Regions from separate parts of the Homo sapiens genome. Here region 2 is linked to region 1. Evidence: chromatin loops called from intact Hi-C (ENCODE). Cell type or tissue: IMR-90. All regions are shown on one strand. Links, peaks and the distances in the headings refer to the core of each region. The heading gives the core; the rest is flanking DNA.

The links. A loop is a pair of places that touch in the nucleus more often than their neighbours do. Peaks named below come from ENCODE experiments on the same cell type or tissue, not always from the same donor. Only the 100,000 strongest peaks of a DNase experiment are listed, where the experiment ranks them.
Region 2: it touches region 1 in a loop (5-fold over the local background); 1 of 110 quality-filtered maps calls a loop at or near these places.

The regions. Positions count from the first base shown.
Region 1 is chr12:67,669,900-67,672,820 of GRCh38, reverse strand. It overlaps LOC105369816 (a long non-coding RNA gene), which reads right to left and starts at 1,901. Exons shown (of 3, transcript XR_945052.3): 1 at 1-1,901. In IMR-90, for the core only: no CTCF peak of the experiment used is centred there; a DNase peak (open chromatin) is centred at 1,180.
Region 2 is chr12:67,741,452-67,744,372 of GRCh38, reverse strand. No RefSeq gene overlaps it. Among named protein-coding and RNA genes, the nearest start is that of LINC02421, 13 kb to the right of the region's middle. In IMR-90, for the core only: no CTCF peak of the experiment used is centred there; no DNase peak of the experiment used is centred there.

The DNA of each region.
Region 1 (2,921 bases), core at 147-2,646:
GGGAGGGGTCAGGAGTGGGATGATATGGTTTGGCTGTGTCTCCACCTAAATCTCATCTTGAATTCCCATGAGTTGTGGGAGGGATGTGGTGGGAGGTAGTTGAATCATGGGGGCAAGTCTTTCTCATGCTGTTCTCGTGACAGTGAATAAGCCTCATGAGATCTGATGGTTTTAAAAAGAGGAGTTCCCTGCACAAGCTCCCTCTGTCTGCCTGCTGCCATCCACATAAGATGTGACTTGCTACTCCTTGCCTTCCTCCATGATTGCGAGGCCTCCCCAGCCATGTGCATCTGTAAGTCCATTAAACCTCTTTTCTTCCCAGTCTTGGGTATGTCTTTATCAGCAGTGTGAAAATGGACTAATACAAACAGCATCCTTACAACCTCATTTAACCTTAATTACTTCCCTAAAGGCCCTATCTCCAAATACAGACACATTGGGGGTTAGGCTTCAACATATGAGTTCTGGGAAAACACAATGCAGTCAAAACATCATGCAACCTAACCTGTTCACATATTCTGAGGATAAGGACATGGACATCTTTGGCCAAGCCATTGTTCTGTCTGCTGTGATGCTGTACTTTGAATTGCAAACCCCTGATGGTGATATGCTCGAGGTCAAATGAGGGAATCATGGTAAGTCTGAGCTCAGACTGGGTGAGCAGGAGGAGGAGAAAGACACTGTGTAGGACAGCTGCTCTTTTGCCTTTTTTCCCAAAGTGGTTATAATAGAAGCTTGGGCCACTTCCAAACAGAGAGCCAACCTTCCTCTCTGGCACTGGTTCACAGAATAGCAACATGAGCGCTTAATCAGAGTAAAAGGTGGAAGTGGCCATGGTGTCAGGGCCTCTAAACCATGGGATTATCAAAATAGCAGCACTGTGGTGGCTCGCAGGTGCCCAGAAGTTAATCTGAACACTATTAAATAGTGTGTGCTAAGCAGATCCTGGTCAGGGGCCTGGGAGTCAAGTACTCCATCCTTGGTTTTAAAATTCTCATTTCAAAATATCAGGATGCATGGATCAGACAAGAAATAAGCGCAATGTACTATTTATTGTAAGGGAGCATGTCTTGAAAAAAGTCCAGAGAGAAGCTGATTCCCAGAGTGGGAAAAACCTCTCATCTTTATGTTCCCTTTTTATCATTCATGAAGGTCACTGGGCTAATCAGCCCATTACTCATCATTTGTGCGTCAGGACACACAAGAATGTAGCCATCTTGATAAAAGGCCTCACTGCTCTCAAAAGGAAATAATTAGCCTAGAGGGTAAGAGACTTGCAGATTCCAAACCTAAAAGGAGATAGGGAGTATCTGAAATAGGAAAACAACTCAACTGCAGCTCCCTTCTACCTTGTCATCCCAGGGAGGCCACCTCTTACTGCTGGCCAGAGGGCTTGTTAATGATGTTTACCCAGAAGTAGCTACCATTCTGATATCACCCAAAAGATCAAGCACTGAAAGTATAAAAGAAAGGAGACTAAGATGATTAAGAAATACTTGCTGTCCTTTTCCCATACCACTGAAGGCATACACACATATGGACAAATATCACATTAAAGAACAAATTAGTAAATTATACTATGGCCGAGTGTGACAGCTCATGCCTATAATCCCAGTACTTTGGGAGGCTGAGGCAGGCGGATCACTTGAGGTCAAGAGTTTGAGACCAGCCTTGCCAACATGGTGAAACTCCGTCTCTACTAAAAGTACAAAAATCAGCCGGACATGTTGCCACATGCTTATAGTCCAAGCTACTTGGGAGGTTGAGCCAGGAGAATCGCTTAAACTCGGGAGGTGGAGGTTGCAGTGAGCCGAGGTCTTGCCACTGCACTCCAGAATGGGTGACAGAGCGAGACTCCATCTCAATAATAATAATAATAATAATAATAATAATAATAATAGGAAGAAGAAGAAGAAGAAGAAGAAGAAGAAGAAGAAGATACAAAAGCATCTGTGCTCTTCATATTATACAGGTTTGTAAAGGAAAAACCCAACAACCTATACATTAACTGAGATCTAGTCTCAGCCATATCCTGAAAACAATGTCCATGTGTCAAGACAAGAATTGAAGCAATGCACACTGAAATAGAAGTCTATTATTCAACCACTAAACTGCCCCTTCCTATGCCTATGGAATTTGCTAATTAGCAATAAGACATTGTTAATCAATTATAGCGTTGTTTTCTGCTGAACCCTGAGGAAACTGCATAATCCTAAGGCAGGGTTCTAGGCAGCCACTACCAAGCATTCAAGGTTGGCACTAGAAATGATACCTATTTGCCTTCCTGGCATATAACATTTCTAATTTCTCCCTCTCCACTGGCTTCTTCTTTACTTCCTCCAACACACATAAGCCTTTATATTCAATAACAAACAGTTGTGGAATGCCTACTGCATGCCAGTGCTGTTTAAGGCAATAGGAAATACAGAGGTAACAAGAACTAGCATAATGTAACTTACACTTATTGAGGGAGACAGACAATAAACAATCATTAAACAGATAAATAAGGTTTTTCCAGACACTGATCAGTGTCTTTTGTAAGACACTTAAAAAAAAAATAAACAGGGTAACGTGACAGAGAAGGACTAGGGGTGGGGGAAATGGGCACTGGTAGAGTGGCCAAGGAAGTACTATCTAAGCAGATAGTGTCAGATCTAAGTGATAAACAGTAAGACACCAACCACACAAGGAGAGAGCGCAGAGGGGTTTCAGCAGAGGGAGCAGGAAGTACTAATGTCCTGAGGCAGGAATGAGACAGACATTCAGGAAACACACAGAAAACAGATGTGGCTGGAATGCACTGAGCCAGGGAAGAATGGAACCAAATGACGTTGGAAAGAAGCAGGAGCCCAATCGCAAAGGGCTTTGAAGGACATGTCAAGGAAATTACCCATGTTATCCTTAGTGTGATGAGAGGTCAG
Region 2 (2,921 bases), core at 159-2,658, 72 kb before region 1:
CTGATAAATTGTGTGTCACAATGACTGTGGCCGGTTCCACTGACTACCATGCTTCAGATTCTGCCACTTTTTTGACAGGTGTAATGTGTTCCCTGTCTGCGTTGTTGGGATTTTATTGGTGGGACTATTATAACTTGGTGTGGGGGAGGGTGCCATTTCTCCTCTTTCTTCTGTTTCATTCCAGCATGAGAGTTCGTGCACAGAGGCAATAGTTGAATCCATAGATTCAATGACTTGCCCAGAAGGAGCACACAGCAGGGAATGGCAAACTTTCTGCAAAGGACCAGAGAGTAAATATTTTTGGTTTTGTGAGACATAGAATTTCTGTCACATCTAGTCAGTCCTGCCATTGTAAGGCAAGAGCAGCCACAGCCAATACACAAACAAATGAGTGTGACTGTGTCCCAGTAAAACTTCTTTAATGGACACAAATTTGAATTTCATATAATTTTCCCATGTCACAAAACATTATCATTTATTCTTTGATTCTTTTCTGTAAAAACCATTATTAGCTCATAGGCTATAGAAAAGCAGGTGAGGGGGTCTGATTTGGCCCACAGGCAGTAATTTACCCATACCTGTTCTAGTGGAAAGAGAATAATCTCAGTGTGTGATCAGTGTGTGAATATCATCTGTGTCACCTACCAGTCAGGTCCATGGGAACTAATCTAATATATTTGGGCCTTTATTTTCTTATCTGAAAATGGAAATAATAAGTTTGACCTTACCTGATAGTTATAAAGAGGTTAAATGAGACTAGCAATACAAGTAAGGTATTTTCTAGGAATAAAAGAGGCTGATGTGCTGGCTGGAGGTGAGCTGAAGGAACACACTGGTGGGAGGAAGGACAAAGACATCAGGAAACACCGTTCCTTGCCTGCAATGTAACAGTTGCTTACCTAATGACAGCTGTTATTCTTCTTCTTCTTACTATTATTCAAAGAATAATAGAGAAAGAGAAGTAACAAGTAACAACAGATTCAGAGGAAGGAAAAGAAAGAAGAGCTAGAAAAATAAAGTAAGAAATAGTGACAGAGAGAGGAGGAAACAGCCATGAGAGCCTATTGTTCCAAAATCTTCCCCTTGCTCTGATCTCCCTCCCAAACCTCAGAAATGGGTTTTCCAATGCCCTCGATATATTCACCACTGTATCCTGCTGGCATCTCAAATTGAGCATGACCCAAGTGAATTTATCTCCCTCTAATCTTAACTTTCCTTTTCTCCAACAGTTTCCATTTCTATTAATAATAACCTCCAAGCTTCAAACAGCTAGGTCGTATTTGATTCCTCTTTCATTTTTACTCCTAGTCTTTTTGAGTTTACTTTGAAATGTTTCTAAGGTCCATATTCTCCTAGTCTTGACACTCACAATGTCTCCTTAGACTCTCTTGGTAATCTGCTGTCCATGGCAACCCTGCCATCCAGCTCTCAACATCCTAATTTCACCTCCAATACATCTTACCTACAGTTTACCCATAGGGGATTGTCCCAGTCAGAACTAAGGCACTGTGCTGTGTCCCCATCACTGCAGAATATGCCCTCCTTAATCAGAGGATCTGATCCTCCAGGATCTGCCCCAATAGCCAATCTGATGTGATTTCCAACAAAACTCCTAACTACTCCATCTGTACCTCAATTCCTTGGTATCTGCTGTTTCCTCCATCTGGAATGCCCTCTTAATTGTATTTCTAAATCCTGGGAATTCCTCAAGGCCTAATGTAAACACTTCCTTGCCCAGCAAGCCTTCAGCTGAAAGTGATTATTGCCTCCTGTGAATGTCTACAGCGTTTGTTTATCTGTATTTCTTTCCTGTCAGTCATCATTTGCTATCTTTGTGTTAAGTGTGCATATGTTTTATCATTTGTAAAAGACCAGTGGTTGTCAAATGGAGACAATTTTGTCCCCCAGGGAATATTTAGTAAGGTCTGAAGATGGTTTTGGTTGCTACAACTCAAGACGGGGGGTACTACTGGCAGCCGGTAGGTAGAGGCGAGGGTAGCTGCTAAAGATCCTACAATGCACAGAAACCCCCCACAACAAAGAAATGACAACAGTGTGAGGTTGAGAAACCCTGGACCAGACTCTAGGTCAGCAGGCCCCAACGTTTTGGCACCAGGGACCAGTTTCATCAAAGACAATTTTTCCACAGACCAGGAAGCGGGGGATGGTTTCAGGATGATTCAAGTGCATTACATTTGTTGTGCACTTTATTTCTATTATTATTATAGTGTAATATATAATGAAATAATTATACAACTCACCGCAATGTAGAGTCAGTGAGACCCCTGAGCTTGTTTTTCTGCAACTAGACGGTCCCATCTGGTGGGTGATGGGAGACAGTGGCAGATCATCAGGTGCTAGATTATCATAAGGAGTGTGCAATCTAGAACCCCCGCACGCACAGTTTACAATAGGGTTCGTGCTTCTATGAAAATCTAGTGCCACCGCTGATCTGATGGGAGGCAGAGCTCAGGCAGTAATGCGAACCATGGGGAGCAGCTGTAAATACAGATGAAGCTTTGCTTGCTTGCCCACTGCTCACCGCCTGCTGTGAGCCCCAGTCCCTAACAGGCCACAGACCTGCACCCATCCACAGCCCAGGGATTGGGGACCTCTGCTCTAAGCTATTGAAGAAAGGCGTCCATAACCGATTCCCTTGTGTTTCCTACAGTTCCTAACTCAGTCCTACATATGGTCATTGACGAATACATATTTGTTGAATTAATGAAACAATAAGAATTTTTAAAGAAAACATACAGTCCTGAGGGATAACACATCCTATCCGTTTCCAGTGGTATATGGGTGTATGTGTACAGTATATCTTCTTCATTGCAGATGAGGAGCCAGGGCTTTCCAATATCTGCACATTTTCATCATCTCGCTTGGTGCAGAAAGTACAATTGACTGCCACAGAGGGTCTC